2 separate regions of the Mus musculus genome follow, and region 1 is linked to region 2. The links are chromatin loops, found by intact Hi-C in ENCODE. Cell type or tissue: heart. All regions are shown on one strand.

The links. Peaks named below come from ENCODE experiments on the same cell type or tissue, not always from the same donor. Only the 100,000 strongest peaks of a DNase experiment are listed, where the experiment ranks them.
Region 1: it touches region 2 in a loop (2.0-fold over the local background); 1 of 42 quality-filtered maps calls a loop at or near these places.

What each region holds. Positions count from the first base shown.
Region 1 is chr4:126,466,696-126,470,695 of GRCm38, forward strand. It overlaps Ago1 (argonaute RISC catalytic subunit 1), which reads right to left and starts at 1,888. Exons shown (of 19, transcript NM_153403.3): 1 at 1,702-1,888. The coding sequence starts at 1,726. In heart, no CTCF peak of the experiment used is centred here; DNase peaks (open chromatin) are centred at 1,226 and 1,996; H3K4me3 peaks cover 2,036 bases; H3K27ac peaks cover 1,638 bases.
Region 2 is chr4:126,966,514-126,970,513 of GRCm38, forward strand. It overlaps Zmym4 (zinc finger, MYM-type 4), which reads right to left and starts at 1,714. Exons shown (of 30, transcript NM_001114399.2): 1 at 1,303-1,714. The coding sequence starts at 1,341. In heart, no CTCF peak of the experiment used is centred here; a DNase peak (open chromatin) is centred at 1,728; H3K4me3 peaks cover 2,163 bases; H3K27ac peaks cover 1,655 bases.

The sequences.
Region 1 (4,000 bases), 500 kb before region 2:
CAGCTGACTCCAGTTCTCCAGCCCTTCACCTGGCAGCTTCCTTCTGTCCTGTAACAAACAAGCCCCCTTTCTTCATCACCCCAGAACCCATCAGACACTCGTCAGGATAAAACCATTAGCAATTCAGGACATAAGCTTTCGTCAGTCTGTCTGGACGTGGGTCCTACTCTATAGTCCCCGGGTTTGTTGGTAGTAGTTTCCAACCTAGAAAATAAGGATTTACACTCTACCTAACAAGGCTATCTGTGTTTGGGAAAATACAATCAGTACACATTACAGATCAGTTCCTCCTTGTGTGTGTGTGTGTGTGTATCCTCTAAATAGGAAAAGTAAGTTAGAGCTATTATCAGGTCAATGCTGCCCCACCCCCAACATCTTGCTTCTTTTTTCTTCTCTCTCTCCCTCTTCTCTCCCCTCTTTGGTTTTCTTTTTGTTGTTGTTGTTTTTGTTTGTTTGTTTGTTTGTTTTTTGGAGACACTGTCCTGGGACTCGCTCTGTAGACAAGGCTGACCTTGAATTCATTCATCTGCCTGCCTCTGCCTCCCCAGCGCTGGGATTAAAGGCGTGCGCCACCAGTGTGTCTGCCTAACAACTTGTTTCTATCAGGCAGACAAGCTTGGCAGCTTTGAGTCTAATGACATGCTCCTGACGTGGGAAAAGATCCACTAGGAAACAGGAGGCACAGGTATATAGAGAGATTATATTGTGATATAGAGTCAATTCATGGAAAAGGAGGGCACTATCTTCAGATTAAAAGCTCCCATCTCTTCTCAGGAGTGGTCTAGAAACTTGAAAAACATGTGGGCCTAGTTTCTCAGTGACCAACACTTTCCTAAGGCCTATCTTCTGAGAGAAGTAGCTCATAAAGCAAGGCTTTGGTCCCCGTCCATCCTCATGCAGCAGAAAATGCACTCTGGCAGTTGACCTCGACCCTTTCTTTGACAAACTGCTACTCCGGGGTTTAAGGACCAAGTGTCAGAGACCGCCCCCCACCCTTCCCCCAAGACAGAAGGCAATTCCCATTTGTACTACGCAAACAGAATCTGCGAGACTGCACACTCCTCCTAAACCCAGGGGCACAGGAGGGATACTCCAACAGCCACGCCCCCACCACATAGGGCAGCCCTTCAGGCTGGTACCTCCGCGCATGCTCCCGCGCCACCACTCAAGTCCCCAATCTAAGGGGGGAAATCCCTGGTCTAAATCCCCACCCACCGCCCCCTGACCCTCACCCCCGCTTCAGGCCCAGCTGGGCGGAGCTCAGAGGCCAGCCCCGGCGCCTACTCCCCAGAGACATTAGCTTAGCCCAGCCCAGCACGGCCGAGCCCCCGCCCCCCGACAGGCGGTAGTTCCAGGCCCATCTGTGTCGCCCCCCTCCTCTCCAGGACACCTGGAGCCCGCCCCCCTGCCACCTGCCGGGCCTCCCCATAGGCCTCCCCAGACCTCACGGAAGGACACCGTGCATTCAGGCCCTTCTCCCAGGTTACTTCTCACCCTCGGGACAGTATACTGCTTCCTAGGACAAACAGCCCGGGTCTCAGATCTTCACATGGTTCTCAGCCGGAACTGCATACAACCCCCTTCAAAATGGGCCCCCCATCCCCTGAGAGCCCCTCTCCTCACTCTGCAACCATGCTCTATGCCGCGAGAGCCTATAGGGCTTTGGAATACACACTGCTCCCAGTCCCCGAGGGCCCTTACCTGCTCCCGAGGGTCCCGCTTCCATCCCATATACCCGTGCGGAGGACAGGCGGCCGGGAGACTGAGGAGTCCAGCGTGAGGGGCCTAGGTACCTCGCACTTGCACTGCTCGGGCTCCCGGGCCGGGCTCGGCTCCCCCCCGAAGCCCGGCCGCTCGCGCTGTCGCCCCCGCAGCCTCCGTTGCCGCCGCCGCGGAGCCTGCAGCAGCTCCCCCTGCTAGCGCCCGAGTAGCTGCCAGTGCGCAGGCGCGACCGATGGGCCCATGGGGCGGACGGGAACGAGTCAAGCGGGGCGCTCGACGGCAACAAAGGCCAATGGAGAGGGGCGGGGGCGCGGGGACCGTGCAGCGGCCTCTGGCGGCCACTCGTAGCCGTGCAGCCTGGCGGGAGGGCTCCAGTGGCGGAGCCGCGCAGTGGCGTAAGAGGGGAGGGGCTGGGCGACACCCCTTCCCCGGCTGCAGCCTGGGGCCCTGTCTTTTCCCTAAACAGATCTCTGGAAACCTATCCACAGCCCCGCTATCAACACAGAGCCTGGCTCCCACCCATTCCCCGACCCTCTCCCCCTCCAACACCCAATCACTCAAAGGCCCTGCCTCCCACCTCTCCCAATCACCCTCACCCTTAAGTCTTGACTGCCTCTGCTAAGTCAGTCTTTCTGTGTCCCTAGTCGCTGATCTCATTAATGCCACCCACCCTTCCAGGCTGCGTGCCTGGCGCTGAGACCACAAATGTGTTAGAAACCTTGCCTATTCTGGCCGGTGTAACAGTTTTGACACTGACAGAGCTCTCTATCTGCAGGAAGCACCTGCCTCCACTTTTTCGTCTGCAGAACGTTTGCTCCTACCAAATCTCTTAATGACGTTTTGTGTCAAACCCCAAAGGCTAATTTCCTATTATTTCCCTGCAGCATCTGAAACTATATCTCTTCTTAAAAATTAAAAAAAAAAAAGACTTTCCTTGGCTTTCACATTTTCTTAAGTCTCCTAATGTCTGTCCTGAAGAGCTTTCTTCAGTGGCTCCTCTTGTTTTGTTCACTGTAGTGACCTGAATTTTATATTCTACTCTCCCCTTGCCTCTTCACAGCTTCATCCACTTTTAATGCCCAAATATCTATACGTTACCATGTTGCAGCTTCATATTTCCTACTGTCTGCTGGACAGCTCCAGCTGGATCTAACAATTCAAACTTAAGTCCAAACCTAACCCTTTCTTTTTCCCCTACAAAATACATATATTTGTCCTGTCTCAGTGAACTGCATCTCCATGCCAAAAATATCAGCTCCTGTCTCCCTTGTCTATTTGCTATATTCAACTGTGTCTTGACATGCTTACCTTATGAAGTGCTCTCAAAGCATTCCCTGTCATTCTCATAGTCTCTAGTGTGGGTACCCTTTTCTTACCTTGCCAGAAGCACCACAGCTAATTCCTTGATCGTCTCACATAACCTTCTCATTTGGTCTGCTGCACTGATGGGGTAATTACAGAGAGACCCAGCTCAAACGTAACTTACACACACACACACACACACACACACACACAAACGCACGCACACACACACACACACACACATTTTTTTGAGACAGGGTCTCACTATGTGCTCTTGGCTGGCCTGAGACTTGTTATATAGATCAGGTTAGCCTTCAAATCACAGTATTCAGTTTCTTCTGCCTCCCAGGTGCTGGAATGAAAGCTGGCCACCACCACTCCCAGCTTCTATGTATTTTCAATGTTCACCTTACATCAGATGCTATACAAAGGAGAAGGAGTTTAGGAGATGGATGATGTTCACACCTTACTAGTGAGATGAACTTAAAGACATTCATTTTAGTATGCCTAGCTTCCTTTCAGCTTGTGAGTTGCCTTCGGAGTGAGTCATAGGCCTTATGCTGAGTAAAAGGATGTATGTCTCAGGTGGGTGGGGTAGCGCAGGCCTTTATCCCAGCACTGATAAGGCAGAGGCAGGCAGAACTCTGTGAGTTCAAGGCCAGTCTGGTCTACTTAGTGTGAGTTCTGGGACATCCAAGACTACAGAGTGAGACCCTATCTCAAACAAACAAACAAACAAACAAACAAGCAAACAAACCTCTCTCTCTCTCTCTCTCTCTCTCTCTCTCTCTCTCTCTCTGTGTGTGTGTGTGTGTGTGTGTGTGTGTGTGTGTGTGTGTAATAACTTTTCAGATGATGCAGATATGGCTAAGCTGGGGGCCACACTAAGGACTAGTGCTCTCCAGGGACTAAGAAGAAAGCTCTAGAGCTGGCTTGTCTTGGCTTCAATCCTTAGCCTGCCACTCACTAATTATGC
Region 2 (4,000 bases):
CAGTGGTATAGGCTTGTCTATCAGATGTTAAGGCCCAGGATCCAATGACAGGACTAGAAGAATTAAAAAAAAAAAAAAACCTTAAATGCAACCAACACAAGCATTTGCAAACCTGTTTTCAAATCTCGGATCAAAACTCTGGACTTTGCAAACTTAATTATGTAAGATAGGAAATAAATCTACATTTCAGCCACAAATGGGCTGCATAGTTACTGTGAGGTTGAACTCTTCACAAAGCACTTCGTGCAATGTCAGGCACACAGTCAGCACTCAGGATGTTAACAGTATGCATCTTTGAATAGACATTTATGCTGAATGAAAAAGCATTTTTGGTTAAGATTCATGTTTTAAGCAGCTTGGTTTAACAACTAACTCATCATTTGGAGACCATTTCCAAAAGGAAAACTCCTGATAGGAAACTTAACAAACTTGATGCTTAACATGCTGGGTGAGGGGAAGTTTAAAAAAAAAGCCTTGAAAAACATTACTCAGTGGATAGTATTGTTCTCCATCTGAAGAAAATGAATCACAACTAAATTAAAAATAAAAAAAGTTTCAAGACAAACTTTTAAACGGCTTACAACTCCTGTGTAGACAAGGCTTTACCTAGGGCAGGCAAGGCTGGCTGGGTACATCCTAAGGACAAAACTTGTCACTCTTCCACGTTACTAACTGCAGGTAAAGAATGCTAGACTATAACACATCCGTGGCTATCAGAACACATTCCCCCAACTTCAAGACGACAACCCCACTTCTTCTAAGGTGAAGAGAGCACCATGTCCACTTTGGGGCTTGATAACGGTCAAGGGGGAGGGGAGTGGAGGCAGGAAGATGAATTGGCTCCGGGGTTCCCGCAGCACCCTCCCGGTTACTCCTCAGGAAACGACCAATCCTCCACGACTTCTTCCCGCCACCTCTACCCCCACCTGACCTCTCCCCAGAGAAACTTCCATAGACTCCCTTTTCCTCGAGGATGCAGAAGCGGAGTCTGACACCTTGCGTCTCCCAGGCTCCCCCCCCCCCCGAATACGCACCACCACCCACACGCCGGCAAAGGGAGGGGAGCCAAGCGGACCACGGCCCCCGCCCCTCCCCCTCCCCGCCGGCCACCGAGCTTTGTCCCACCTGCCGAGGGGACCCCGGTGCCGCCTCGGGCCGCCCCTCCCTCCGGCCGTCGACCACCGCGCCACCCGTGAGCTCCGGGCTGCTCGGGGCCGGCCGCGCCCCGCCCCCCGCCCGCCCGCCCGCCCGCCTGCCCGCAGCCCGCAGCCCGCAGACGGCCCGCGGCCTCACCTCACCTACCCTCTTTCGGGGGCCGGTCTCCACCTCCCGCTCCGCCATGTTGGGCCCCGCTCGGAACCGCGGCGGCTCCCGGCGCGGCGGCCGCGGCCCCTCTCGGCCCCCGCCCACACTGCAGACACCGGCGCTTCACCCGCTGCGGTTCGGTCCCCCTCGGCCCCCGCCGGGCCTGGCGCGGGAGTGACGAGGGGGGCGGAGGCCCGCGCGCTTAGCCGCAGCTCCTGGGGTCCCACGGGCGGGCGCGTGGGCGCAAGGGCCTGCCGGGGCAGGGGGGCCGGGACTCGGGGGGTTAATGGCCTCCAAGGGGCCCCGTGAGGAGGATTATTTTCTCTCAGAGAAATTCCTCCGCCAGTGGTTTTCTTAAAGGGATCTCCAAACCAGCCCCTTGCGCGCGCCCCTGATGCGCAGGCGCGCCACAAGCCCCTCCTCCCTTTCCCACCAAGCCCCCGGTCCTGAGCGTGCGCGGTGAGTGGCCCAGGCTAGGCCTAATCCTGTTAGTCTCTTTGCTGCCAGCAGCTGCTCCCACCACTCAACTATGGCCGCTCCCTTAAAGGGACCATGACGAAGGGATGATGTCAGAATGAAAGATCTTAATGGAAGGACTATCTGGTGAAATGTCAGTGAGGGGTTCACATCACCACCCTACACCTGACTACAGAGATATTGCCAAAAGGAGAGAACCCTGATGAGCCAAAGTTCTCAGTGACCCTATGAACATGAAGAATCCCAACCAAGAAGAAAACAAGACTGTTATCTGAAGGAGAAACCAACAGCTTGTCAAGTAAAGGGCGTCGACTCTCAAGGAACAACTTCCAACCTTAAAACCAGATCCACTGGTAGTGTTGAAGGCAGAACCAATAACTGAAGACAATTTCCTCAATACCTGCTTGCCATTAGAATACTAAAATGAAAAAGGATCTTAGAAACCATCTACTCCATTGCTTTCAAAGTTAACATTGCCAGTATGGTCATTTGAAATAAATTAATTTACCTCAAGATATCGAGTGGCTGGTGAGGAGCTAGAACACAGTCTGGAATTGCATTCCTCCAGGATTCTGAACACACAAAACTGTCGTCAAGGCAAAAGAACATAAAATGTCAAGAGTCTTGATAGTTCAAGAACATGGCTGCTCTCCTGAGAAGTTTCATGGTGATGACCTGCAACTGCTGTGTGCCATCATTTGCCTCCACTGAAGGAATTTGAGGGTCTGACTTAAAGAATAGGAGCTTGAACTGTCAAGGCAGGAAATCCAAGGGTAGGCACTATCTTCCCTGAAGCACAACGAAGCCAAAGATAATGAGAGCTGAAGTCCCCTCTTGGATTCTTAATGAAGACATAGGCACAACAGACAGACATATAGTAAAAAATACAAGGAAATTAGTTTAGGTTGGTTGGAGTTGGGTTGGTTGGAGTTGGATTGGTTGGAGTTGGGTTGGTTGGAGCTAGGTTGCTATGTAACCCAGAGTGGCCTGAAACTGCTGGTCTTCCTGCCTTGACCAAGTGCTTGGACTGCTGGTATACTAGGAAATCCCCAAAGAACTAATTAAAAAAAATGTTTAAGTCTCTGAAGAGTTGTTATTCTCCATGGCAATACAAGGGGACCCAGAGCTCCTCTGCTCACAGGGTGAAAGTTGCTCTACAGCTGTACTTCTGTGTGTAAGTCAGTAGCTCTTTGAACCCAGGAACATTGGCTGAACACTGAAATGGCTGAAAGTTTCCATGCTGGTCCTTGATTCTCCCTTGGGCCTGTTATCTTTTGTTTCACTTATGGGTAGAACAAAAAGAAACATGTTCACTTCTGCCAGATAATGTTTTTTTTTTCATATCCTAGACTCTTTCCTTACATGTCCAAAGCAAAAAACAAATAGAAAGGTTAAGAAAATATGTTTTCAGGGATTGTAGTTAAATATAAGACTGGATGGTTTCCACCTTTTTATGGGCTGTAGACTACTCCCTTCTAATAAAATCCAACAGCTTAAAAGTGGAACTTCTGAAGGGAACAGTTGAAAATAGATACCAGCCTGGTCTGCATAGATTGTCTAAAGTAAGAAAAGGGGAAAAAAATCAGGGGCTGGAGAGACGGCTCAGCGGCTAAGAGCACTTACTGCGCTTCCAGAGGCCCTGAATTCGATTCCCAGCAACCACATGGTGGCTCATAACCATCTGTAATGGGATCTGATGCCCTCTTCTAGTGTCTGAAGACAGCTACAGTGTACTTACTTACATATAATAAATAAATCTTTTTTAAAAAATCAGGAAAAGTGAAACTTCTGATATTCAACTGAAAGTGGGGACCCCAGCTTCAGCCATGTCCTCTCTTCTTCTACTCATGCATCCTCCTATCATTAGAAAAATGCCAGGCTTTTTTTTTTTTTAATGGTTTAAGTGCATTGTTTAGTTCGACTACACTATATTTTCTTCTGCAGTGCTAGGGACCTCCCTCACAATGCTAAGAAAGCATTCTCCCAATGAGACACACCCCAAGGCCCGTTTCCATGGTTTAAGATGAAACCAAAGCCCAGGTAAAATGTGAATAGCAAGAGATCACACAAAGGATTAGTAACAGCATTCAGGGCTGACAGGCATCTTGATTCTCAGCCTAAGGCTCTCCAATACAACAGGAAGTTTCTAGAGGTCTGATAAGTTGGGTCTTGAATAATAGGCGTGATTTGCACATTCCAGAAAACATAGGAGCGTGCC